2 separate regions of the Homo sapiens genome follow, and region 2 is linked to region 1. Evidence: read pairs that join two places in POLR2A ChIA-PET (ENCODE). Cell type or tissue: PC-9. All regions are shown on one strand. Links, peaks and the distances in the headings refer to the core of each region. The heading gives the core; the rest is flanking DNA.

Region 1 (6,510 bases), core at 692-5,691:
GAGTGAAACACAGAAGATTCCAGAATGGTTTCACCCAGGCTGGGGAGCTCAGAGGAGACACCCAAGTTTTTGCATTAAAAAAGCATGCCTTCTGCTCATAAATGGCATCTGTAGAGTGCTGTGATGTTTGCAGACGTATTCACACCTGTCTGCCTGTGTAATCCACACAGCAACCCCGGAAGCAGATTCGGCAAGGACTCTCATGCTCCCTTCCTGCCATCCTCTTTTGCATGGACAAAGAAGAAAGGAAACAACTAGAACCCAAAAAGAGATAACAAGAAGGAGTTGCATTGTGGATGCTTTACCAATCGATACCAAAATTTTGAGATTTTGATCCCCAAGGAGGTGTTGTATTGGTTATTGCTTCTTTTTAAAGCGAAGAAAAAAACAATTGTTCCTAGTCAATTTCTCATTGTCATTTGTCAGTTCAGGAGTCCCTGGGGATGTCCTTAACTGTGGAGTAGAAGCACAATAGCCAAGAATTGCCTCACAATTCCTAGAGGCAATAAAAGATTTTGAATCTGGCTGGGGTGGTGGCTCACTCCTGTAATCCCAGAACTGTGGGAGGCTGAAGCAGGCAGATCACCTGAGGTCAGAAGTTCGAGACCAGCCTGGCCAAATGGTGAAACCTCGTCTCTACTAAAAAAACACAAAAATTAGCCAGGTGTGGTGGTGCATGCCTGTAGTCCCAGCTGATCAGGAGGCTGAGGCAGGAGAATTGCTTGAATCGAGGAGGTGGAGGTTGCAGTGAGCCGAGATCACACCACGGCACTCCAGCCTGGATGAGTGGCTTTTGGAGCTAAAAATAGGTTGCAAGATGTGTGATTTTGTGTGTGTGTGTGTGTGTGTGTGTGTGTGTTTAACCTCCCTCAGTATTTGTGAAATGGGAATACCACAGCCTCCTTCAGAGAGCATCATGACGTTAATGACGTGAACAGGTGGATGGCTGATGGTGCCCGTGTAGTTAGTGGCGGTCCTCGCCGCACAATCAGCCCTCCTTTTGTACCCAGTTCTTGTGCACCAGATGGGGTCATTGGTGACAAATGAGTCACATGATCAGTCATCTGTCTTCTTTATCAGTAACAACCTGGCAAAGATCTCCTTGAGGAATCATCTCAGGGGCAGCTGGGGTGTTGTCAATTTTCATACCCCTTGGACTTGGCTTTCTAAGTGGGCTGTGACATCAGGACACAGGAAAGTTGAGAGGCTCTCAGATCTAAGTCATGCCTCTGAAGGATCTGTTGATTGTCAGCAGACGGTTAATAAGGCAGGAGCTCAGAGATCTCCAAAAGAATGAATTTCTCAGCTGGGTGTGGTGGCTCATGCCTGTAATCCCAGCACTTTGGGAGGCCGAGGCGGGCGGATCACGAGGTTAGGAGATCTAGACCATACTGGCTAACACAGCGAAACCCCGTCTCTACTAAAAATACAAAATATTAGCCGGGCATGGTGGTGGGCACCTGTAGTCCCAGCTACTCGGGAGGCTGAGGCAGGAGAATGGCATGAACCCTGGAGGCGGAGCTTGCAGTGAGCCGAGATCGAGCCACTGCACTCCAGCCTGGGCAACAGAGCGAGACTCTGTCTCAAAAAAAAAAAAAAAAAAAAGAATTTATCTCTCTCTCTTTCAACTTATGCAGTACCAGAGATCCAGCCCAAATCCTCTGATAGTTAAAGTTGGGAAAGTGAAGTACTTTCCAGGGCCCCAGGAATCCCTACTCACTTGTCTTACTGAAAAAGAGTCTACGGTTTCAAGCCCGAAGAGCTGTGGCTTGGGTAAGGAGCGTTGGTTCATTTCACTCCAAATGGAGCTACAGCCTAGGAGAGCCACAGGGCTCTTGTAAATGGGGGAATGATTTAATCCCCAAAACCTAGCCAGGGGAGAAATTACTGTAGAGGAGAAATTCTTTCTGATATCCAAATAAAAAGATACAGTGCCCATTCATTTCCTGGAAATTTTTGTTGACAAATACCCTATCTAGAACAGCCTGCACAATGGCCATGCTTTGGGGAGCACAGGAGTAGACAGTCCTGCTTCCTTTACCTTTTCAGCTACATCAATCCAGGTTGTGGCATTTTTTGTTATTAAGAGTAATAATGAGACATGTCTATTGAGCTAGTTTCAACTGAATCATTTAGGAGTTACAGCCTATTGACATAACTGTGTATAAACAAAACCCAGGATTCATTCCAAAAACATGTAAAGTACATTTGTGTGATTTTGTGCTTAGTTTGGTGAGAAGGAACCTAGTTTTGAAGTCTGACTCTGAACTTCAGTTTTCGTTGGTGAAATGAAGATCTAATGATAATCTCTTTCCTGTTATCTCAGTAGCATTCTTGGAGAAGATCACAGAAAGTTAAGACTATGAAAGCATCTATAAACTGTAAGGTGTTGTATACACAATGGGAAAATTAGCCTGGGAGTTTCCCAGTACCATGAGGCGTTCCTGAATAGTGGGAGGGAAAATGCTTTTGTTTTTCTTTCTCCAATGGGATGTGAGTACTATCCTGAAGACAGCGATGCCGTGAAGGACAAACTCCTAAATGCAACTCAAGAGGTTTTTACATATAGCTCAAGTGGAAGAAAATCTGTGGCTTGATGTCCATAGGAGAGTGGGGTAGTGACAACAACTGAACAATTGTTCTTCAGAACTCATGCTAGTAGCAGAGGAATTAAAATAAAGATCCCTGGGAATCTCTTGGAAAGATGGTATCAGCTTAGAATTTCTGGCAAACTCCAGCTAGCATTGCTTGGTAAAGACTGGAACTCACAGGCAGAAGCATCAGCAGGCTGCAGGAATGCAAAGTGGTCTGTGCCAGGGCAGAGCTGAACATGCTGCAGAGTTATACTGTAGAATGGGGGTCCGCAACTCCCAGGCCACCGACTGGCACTGGTCCGTGTCCTATTAGGAACTGGGCCACATAGCAGGTGAGCGGCAGGCAAGCAAGTGAAGCTTCATCTGTATTAATAGCCACTCCCCATCACTCACATTACCACCTGAGCTCCATCTTCTGTGAGATCAGAAGTGCACTAGATTCTCATAGGAGCGCAAGTCCTATCATGAACTGTTCCTTTGAGGGATCTAGGTTGCATGCTCCTTATGAGAATCTGAGAATCTAATGCCTGATGATCTGTCACTGCCTCCCATCAACTCCACATGGGACCATCTAGTTGCAGGAAAACAAGCTCAGGGTCCCCACTGATTCTGCATTATGGTGAATTGTATAACTATTTTATTATATATTACAATGTCATAATAATAGGAATAAAGTACATAATAAATGTAATGTGCTTGAATCATCCCAAAACCATCCTTCTCCCTGGTCCACAGAAAAATTGTCTTCCACTAAACCAGTCCCTGGTGCCAAAAAGGTTGGGGACCATTGCTCTGGAAGAGGGCCACCCCATTGCTCCCCCCTTGGTACAGGGCAAGAGGGATTGGAATTTTGTAAGCCTGGGGACAAGGAGTCCAGGCTGGGGCATAAGCTGCCCAGAAGAGGTGCTGGCCAGTGCTGGGAACAGCATTTGGAGACCTGGAGATAAGCAGACTATGTGTGCAGGTCTACCAGCTGCAGGGAGGCACTGAGGTTATCAGAGGATACCCCTATACTTGTTTCCCTATAGAAGTTCTCCCTGGATTTATGGAGGAAGAATGTGAGAAAAAAAGACAGAAATTCCAACTTACTGAATGCTTACTAGGTGTCAGGCTGCATCAGTTGCTTCCCATATTTGATGTCCTTTAATTTTTCCAAAAGCCCTATGAGAAAAGTGCTAAATCACAGTTGAAAGAGGAAGGTCTGAAGCTCAGATTGAATGACTTCTTCAATTTCTTGGAGGAGAGAGAGGAATCCAACCCGTGCTTCTCACTCCAAAGCCATGGCTTTTCTTCTCCATGATGGTGAAAGAGCTCTCACAAGCTTAGAGAAGTGGTTCCCAATTACAGAAGAACTCTGGAATCACCTGGGGAGTGGAGAATTTTAAAAATTCTCAGAAAAAAAAATCACAGTGGAGTGGTTATTTTAAAAATAACCATACATAAACCCCACTCCTAACGATTCTGTTTTCATAGCTCTAGGATGGATCTTGGGCACTGGTGTATCTTAGAATCTCCAGACTGTTCTAAGATGAAACCTTAGAATACTTTTTATTATATTTTGTTTTGTTTCAAGTAGTGTTCAGAGGAGCTCCTAGTTCAACAGGAGGTAGCATAAAATCTAGTTCTAAGGAGAATTCATTCATTCATTCATTCATTCATTAATTCATTCAATAAGGGAGACCTGTAAGAAAACAAGACTGATGATTCCATATGAACTTTAAAGTAGTTTTTTCCAATTCTTTGAAGAACGTCGTTGGTAGCTTGATGGGGATGGCAGTGAATCTATAAATTACCTTGGGCAGTATGGCCATTTTCACGATATTGATTCTTCCTACCCAGGAGCATGGAATGTTCTTCCATTTGTTTGTATCCTCTTTTATTTCATTGAGCAGTGGTTTGTAGTTCTCCTTGAAGAGGTCCTTCACGTCCTTTGTAAGTTGGATTCCTAGGTATTTTATTCTCTTTGAAGCAATTGTGAATGGGAGTTCACTCATGATTTGGCTCTCTGTCTGTTATTGGTGTATAAGAATGCTTGTGATTTTTGCACATTGATTTTGCATCCTGAGACTTTGCTGAAGTTGCTCACCAGCTTAAGGAGATTTTGGGCTGAGACAATGGGGTTTTCTAGATATACAATCATGTCATCTGCAAACAGGGACAATTTGACTTCCTGTTTTCCTGATTGAATGCCCTTTATTTCCTTCTCCTGCCTGATTGCCCTGGCCAGAACTTCCAACACTATGTTGAATAGGAGTGGTGAGAGAGGGCATCCCTGTCTTGTGCCAGTTTTCAAAGGGAATGGTTCCAGGTTTTGTCCATTCAGTATGATATTGGCTGTGGGTTTGTCATAGATAGCTCTTATTATTTTGAGATAAGAGCCCACATTGCCAAGTCAATCCTAAGCCAAAAGAACAAAGCTGGAGGTATCACGCTACCTGACTTCAAACTATACTACAAGGCTACAGTAACCAAAACAGCATGGTACTGGTACCAAAACAGAGATATAGACTAATGGAACAGAACAGAGCCCTCAGAAATAATGCCAGATATCTACAACTATCTGATCTTTGACAAACCTGACAAAAACAAGCAATGGGGAAAGGATTCCCTATTTAATAAATGGTGCTGGGAAAACTGGCTAGCCATATGTAGAAAGCTGAAACTGGATCCCTTCCTTACACCTTATACAAGAATTAATTCAAGACGGATTAAAGACTTATATGTTAGACCTAAAACCATAAAAACCCGAGAAGAAAACCTAGGCAATACCATTCAGGACATAGGCATGGGCAAGGACTTCATGTCTAAAACACCAAAAGCAATGGCAACAAAAGCCAAAATTGACAAGTGGGATCTAATTAAACTAAAGAGCTTCTGCACAGCAAAAGAAACTACCATCAGAGTGAACAGGCAACCTACAGAATGGGAGAAAATTTTTGCAACCTACTCATCTGACAAACGGCTAATATCCAGAATCTACAATGAACTCAAATAAATTTACAATAAGAAAACAAACAACCCCATCAACAAGTGGGCAAAGGATATGAACAGACACTTCTCAAAAGAAGACATTTATGCAGCCAAAAGACACATGAAAAAATGCTCATCATCACTGGCCATCAGAGAAATGCAAATCAAAACCACAATGAGATACCAGCTCACACCAGTTAGAATGGCAATCATTAAAAAGTCAGGAAACAACAGGTGCTGGAGAGGATGTGGAGAAATAGGAACACTTTTACACTGTTGGTGGGACTGTAAACTAGTTCAACCATTGTGGAAGTCAGTGTGGCGATTCCTCAGGGATCTAGAACTAGAAATACCATTTGACTCAGCCATCCCATTACTGGGTATATACCCAAAGGATTACAAATCATGCTGCTATAAAGACACATGCACATGTATGTTTATTGCGGCACTATTCACAATAGCAAAGACTTGGAACCCACCCAAATGTCCAACAATGATAGACTGGATTAAGAAAATGTGGCACATATAGACCATGGAATACTATGCAGCCATAAAAAAGGATGAATTCATGTCCTTTGTAGGGACATGGATGAAGCTGGAAACCATCATTCTCAGCAAACTATCGCAAGGAGAAAAAATCAAACACAGCATGTTCTCACTCATAGGTGGGAATTGAACAATGAGAACACATGGACACAGGAAGGGGAACATCACACACTGGGGTCTGTTGTGGGGTGGGGGGAGTGGGGAGGGATAGCATTAGGAGATATACCTAATGCTAAATGACGAGTTAATGGGTGCAGCACAGCAACATGGCACATGTATATACAACAAACCTGCACATTGTGCACATGTACCCTAAAACTTAAAGTATAATAATAATAAAATTAAAAAAAAAGAAAGAAAACAAGACTGATGAGTGAATAGAGGAATTCTGAGCTGTGGG
Region 2 (6,176 bases), core at 770-5,769, 580 kb after region 1:
TGAGGCGGAGTCTTGCTCTGTTGCCCAGGCTGGAGTGCAGTGGTGCGATCTTGGCTCACTGCAACCTCCGTCTCCTGGGTTCAAGCTGTTCTCTTGACTCAGCTTCCCAAGTAACTGGGACTACAGGCATGCGCCACCACGCCCAGCTAATTTTTGTATTTTTTAGTAGAGATGGGGTTTCGCTATATGTTGGCCAGTCTGGTCTTGAACTCCTGACCTTGTGATTCACCCACCTCGGTCTCCCAAAGTGTTGAGATTACAGGTGTGAGCCATTAAAAAATATTTCTCTCTGCTTAAACAGACATTTAAAAATAAGCAACCTGGCCGGGTGTGGTGACTCATTTATTTATTAAAAAATAAATAAATACATAAATAAATAAAGTAAAAAAAATCAGCAACCTAAAAAGAGGGATTTTTTTTGTATCCTTTTTAATATCTCAGAACAAGTTGAGGACACTGAAAAGCTGAATTTAATATATTGCAGTCAGAATATTTCAAAAGTCTTGAAAATAATTTCATTAATTTTAGATTTTATTTTTAAATAGCTTAAAGGATGTATTGGGCCTAAGTTTTTTGAGCTAAGAATGTAACTTAAGTGATCAAACCTAAGGGTTCACGAAAAAGATTCTAATGAAATTTCTGAGAATTGATTTTTAAATGTCTGTGATTCATTTTCTGCTCTAAAAACTTCAACCCTTAAGGTTTGGGTTTTGAAAGGCAATGAATTTGGCTGCAGAAAAGAGTGGACTCTTTCTCCATTTGGTTTTGGTTTGGATTTTGGTTATTTTTGTTTGTGTTTTCAAGTTTGTTTTATTACAATGCCTTGGCCAGCACTGTTCTATTACTTTGTCCAACTGTTTTTGAGAGTACAGAGTTATGAAGGATTTTATTTCCTTCATAACTTTCTTTGAAAAGTTTTCCTTCATAGAACTTTTCAAAGAAAGAGATGAAGTGGTGAAGAAAGAGAAGGGATGGAAAATGAAGTACCAAACCAATGACCCTCTCAACTAGAGAGAAATGCTATTGACAAGGACCAGGTCCCCTGACTCCCTCCCTGCCTCTACCCCATTAATAGTTTACCAAGTCAGTTTTGCTCTCTTCATTCATTCTACAATTAATGGTCATTGGGCATTTGTCCTGAAGATGCCATAGGGGAACAGGAGCTACAAACAACCAGATCATGCAAGTCCACTGGGTAAACATCCTAGCAGTCATTACACAGCTTTGTTAGAGCTCAGAGAAAAAAGGACTGGCTTAAAAGGGAACTCATAGACCAAGGAACAATTAAGAGGGACTTTTTGGAGTTTGGGTACGATGAGGGCCCTGAGGGGAGAAAGGGCATTTCAGACAGGAAAAACAGCTGATGAAAATACACATCCTGTATTCAGGGATTTGAGAGAACATCCAGTTAAGAGTTTAGAGAGGGTGAGGTCAGTCTCTAGAGAAGATTCTGGAAAGTTTGTCTAGGGCCAGAGTAGTAAGTGTTGGGTACATCAAGCCAAACAGTTTGGTTTTATTCCTCTAGGCAAAGTGGAGCTGTTGAAAGACTGGCTGGTGGGGAGGTGAGTAGAGACAGAACTGTGGTGGTCTGTTAGCAAAATGGATTAGATCTAGCTGGAGAATGCCAGTGGGGCTCTGAGGGAGGAGACAAGAGGACTATTTGGAGTGTACAGACATAATTAAATCTGTAAATGAGGCTGGGCACAGTGGCTTACGTGTGTAATCCCAGCACTTTGAGAGGTCGAGGTGGGTGGATGGCTTAAACACAGGAGTTTGAGACCAGCCTGGCCAACATGACGAAATCTCTATCAAAATAAAAAAAAAAAAAAAAGAATCAGTGCCACAAGATACTCGCTACTCGGGAGGCTAAGGTGGGAGGATCGCTTGAGCCCGGGCAGTGGAGGTTACAGTGAGCCAAGATAGTGCCATTGCACTCCAACCTGGGCAATAGAATGAGACCCGTCTCAAAACAACAACAACAACAACAAAAAGCTGTAAATGAGGCAAGCTTAAACCAAAGCAGCCCGAGAGTAGTAAAAAGATAGTGGGGATATTTAGGAATGGAAATGGCTGAGTTTTGTAGATGTCTGGATGCTCAGGTCAAAGAAAATAAGGCAGGAGTTGAAGAAAATCTAGGTTTCTGTCTTAGAAACCGGGGAGAGAATGACGAAATTTTAAATCTGGGTGTGTTGCGGTTCTTGATAAGAAAGAGGATTAATGAGTCTACAGTGGATGCTGAAAGATGAGCTTCCTGCTAATGGATTATTCAAAAAGAAAAAACACATTAAATATGCATTATTCATTCACTCAACAAACACTTACAGGGCATTACCATGTGCTAGGTAGGCACTATAATAGGACTTGGGGATATAGCAGTGAACAAAACAGTAGCCTCAGCCTCATCATGTTTATGATACCCTGGGGAATACTGATGATAGTAATAGCTACTATGTGTTGAGTGTTAAGTCTGTGCTAAATACTTTACTTTAGATTATCTGATTTGATCCTCATCACTCTAAGAAGTAGGCATTATTAATATCCCCATTTTACAGAAGAGGAAACAGGCAAAGTGCAAAGTGAGGTCAGTAACTTGCCCAGCTAGAAAGCAGCAGAGTCATGTTGGGAAACACAGAGTCAAAGCCTACTTTCCTAACCTCTAAAGTCTACACAAGACAGAGGGTAAAAAGAGGCTGGCATTCTTATGGTTTTAGGTCTAACATTTAAGTCTTTAATCCATCTTGAATTAATTTTTGTATAAGGTGTAAGGAAGGGATCCAGTTTCGGCTTTCTACATATGGCTAGCCAGTTTTCCCAGCACCGTTTATTAAATAGGGAATCCTTTCCCCATTGCTTGTTTTTGTCAGGTTTGTCAAAGATCAGATAGTTGTAGATACGCGGCATTATTTCTGAGGGCTCTGTTCTGTTCCATTGGTCTATAATGAGAACACATGGACACAGGAAGGGGAACATCACACACTGGGGACTGTTGTGGGCGGGGGGGAGGGGGGAGGGATAGCATTAGGAGATATACCTAATGCTAAATGACGAGTTAATGGGTGCAGCACACCAACATGGCACATGTATACATATGTAACAAACCTGCACGTTGTGCACATGTACCCTAGAATTTAAAGTATAATAATAATAAAATTTAAAAAAAAAAGAGGCTGGAGTTCACAAGGAGATGAGGGTGGAGACTGAGAAAAGCTTTGCCACCTTGTGAAAGCTGCAAGCTCCTTTTACAGTTATTTATTAGCAGGGATTTCATTTCAAAGCAATTCGGGTACTTAAAATCTATCTCTTGTTTTCACTTTTTTAAAAAGCAGTTTTTCAGGCAGGGCGCAGTGGCTCATGCCTGTAATCCCAGCACTTTGGGAGGCGGAGGCGGGTGGATCGCCCGAGCTCAGGAGTTGGAGACCACCCTGGGCAACATGGTGAAACCCCCATCTCTACTAAAATACAAAAAATTAGCTGGGCATGGTGGAACGCGCCTGTAGTCTCAGCTACTCTGGAGGCTGAGGCATGAGAACTGCTTCCACCTCCACCCTGGAAGTGGAGGTTGCAGTGAGCCAAGATCACGCCACTGCACTCCAGCTTGGGCTACAGAGTGAGATTCTGTCTCAAAAAAAAAAAAAAGTTTTTTTTTTTTTGAGTTTTTCTTGAGTCCTGCGGCAGTTATGCAGAGACACCCAGCCAGGGTGCAGCCAGGTCACGGGGTGCTCTATGTGTCCAGACCCCATACCCAGTTATGGGTGCTGAATCTTTCATTTGAAACATGGATGCAGCTTCTTCAGTCTATCACACCCCTCCATGGCTCCACATTAATCCCCTAGCACTAATGGTGTTCATCACATCTTCTGACAACTAATGCAGTTTGTGCTGGAAAAAAAATTATTTTATAACTCCAAGGACATTAATAATTAACTTCTAGTCCACAAAACTAGTAATATCAGTTTGCTGAAATAAAGTCACCAGTGAGTGTTTCATTCTTCTTTAAAGGGTGTCTTCTATTATTATTATTCTACAGTGCAATTTAGTCATCAAAGGTTTACTCAGCCTCATGTTTATAAATTATATAGGGCAAGGATTTAAGTCTTCTGGCCCTACCTGTTCTGAAGACAGGGAGGGCCATAACCTTGTTGTCATACAGGGCACCTGCCTTGAGAGATGATTTGTGAACTTGAAGTTTCTTGCTTCTTTTAGAAATCTGGGGTGAATATACAGATTTCCCTTTGTGACGCAATCAGAGGAATAACCAGCTAGTTGCCTGCCACGAAGAGAGACTGGCTTTTATCCTTCAGAAGGCCGGTTGGAAACAAGTTCATCTTTTTCAATCGAGTTTCAGAATCTTGTCTTGATTATGTGACATAATAATGGTGGCTTTCCAATTCTTCTGTGCAATATTGTTTTTTCATTGTGGTGGTTACAGATAGTTTTTTTTTTGAGGGGGAAGGGCTACTGCCTTAGAGAAATAAAAGTAAAGCAGAAATAATCTAGTGTGCTGCCTACCTAAGTTGGAAATTCCAAGTCCTGACCCACGTTTACATCCCAAGGGAGATGGCTGCCAATCAAGGGCTCATCCACTGTTCATCCAGGGTGAGGGACTTTGGCTTTCCTGAAAAAGTGGTGAGTTTCCCATGCAGCCCTCAAATCACAGCATCCCAAGATGTTGCCATCACAATTAAAGGAGTAGGGGAGGAAGTGGCAGGTGTCTTCCTTTTTTGGTTCCTCCGTTTGAAAAGGGCTTAAAGTAAAAATCAGAGTTAAAGTAACTGGCCTGATCCTATATAGGGGGGTGGGGTTGAACTCCTCGAGGTCATAGGAAGGAGGACCTCGGTTTCCCTGCCAAAACACTCTCATCCCCCAGCTGCAACCCTGGCAGCCCTTGGCCAGAGCCAAGCTAGAGGATGGAAGTCACACTCAAGGGCGTCCGACTCTGGATCTTAGAGGGATTCCTGGCGTTGGCAGGGAGGGCCGAGTCAATTCATTCGGGGCGAGATGCATTCCAAGAATGCTTCTGTGGTCGGCGAGGAGTGGAAAAATCAGGTATCACAAATATTCTGAGGAAACCTAATAGGTACCAGAATCGCAGGGTTCAAACAGGTGACAACGACAAAGGACATTGGCAACTAGAACTCAAAAAGGGGTGAGCGCACTCTCTGCCCGGTGCCCGAGCTTCCACCACTTTCCCCAGTGTCCCCTCTCTTCTCTTTCCTAGGTTGACACCAGCCTAAGCGCCAGCGTTCGCCGGTGAGGGGGCTCCGTGGAGAGGGGGGCGGAGTCCCGCGCCGAACGCCGGAATCCAAAGTAAACACCTCGCCAAACCTACGTTTAGAAAGTGATACCGAACACCACATTCACGTTTTAAAAAAAAATACTGTTTGCTAAGAAGATGAGAGCAAAACATTTCCCAGCTGGAAAATTACTGATCACAAACCAAGGGGAGAGTGGGGGTGGGGGAGGCAGCGTTATAAGATTGAAGTAAAGATCGCCGTTTCCTATTCCCTTCCCGGTGGGCAAGGACGCCTGCGGCGGGCTCGGTGTGCACTTTTTGAGAGCTAGGATCCCACCGCATCGCTCCACTTCCTGGCACATGGTCACTTCCCAGGGAAGTCCCTTTAGGGGGGCCTGACCTACCCGGAGCCTGAGCCGAAGGAACGAGTTGTCCTTTGACCTTTACTGGCCATTTCACCTCTTTATGACTCAATTTCTCATCCATAAAGTGGAAAGGAGAGTGCGTGGCTTGAAAAGTCATCAGTGAGTGTTTAATTCTTCTTTAATGGGTGTCTTCTATTATTATTATTATTCTACAGTGCAATTTAGTCATCAAATATTACAGGCAGTGGCTCACGCCTGTAATCCCAGCACTTCGGGAGGCCGAGGCAGGCTGATCACTTGAGGTCAGGTGTTCGAGACCTGCCTGGCCAACATGGTGAAACCCCGTCTCCACGAAAAATACAAAAATTAGCCGGCGTCGTGGCGCACGCCTGTAATCCCCGCTACTCGGGAGGCTGACGCAGGAGAATCGCTTGGACGCAGGAGGCGGAGGTTGCACTGAGCTGAGATCGTGCCACTGCATTCCAGCTTGGGCGACACAGCGAGACTCTGTCTCACAAAAAAAAAAAAAAGAAAGAAAAAAAAAGGAAAGGGCTTCGAGATGGCTGGTTGAAAACTGT

What was found. ChIA-PET counts read pairs that join two places held together with the same protein. Peaks named below come from ENCODE experiments on the same cell type or tissue, not always from the same donor. Only the 100,000 strongest peaks of a DNase experiment are listed, where the experiment ranks them.
Region 2: POLR2A ChIA-PET joins it to region 1 with 10 read pairs; 2 of 35 experiments call an interaction of 5 or more read pairs at or near these places.

Annotation. Positions count from the first base shown.
Region 1 is chr9:108,067,477-108,073,986 of GRCh38, reverse strand. All of the region lies in intron 4 of LOC105376214 (a long non-coding RNA gene), which reads left to right. Among named protein-coding and RNA genes, the nearest start is that of KLF4, 580 kb to the right of the region's middle. In PC-9, for the core only: no CTCF peak of the experiment used is centred there; no DNase peak of the experiment used is centred there.
Region 2 is chr9:107,490,621-107,496,796 of GRCh38, reverse strand. No RefSeq gene overlaps it. Among named protein-coding and RNA genes, the nearest start is that of KLF4, 3.9 kb to the right of the region's middle. In PC-9, for the core only: no CTCF peak of the experiment used is centred there; no DNase peak of the experiment used is centred there; H3K4me3 peaks cover 35 bases; H3K27ac peaks cover 603 bases.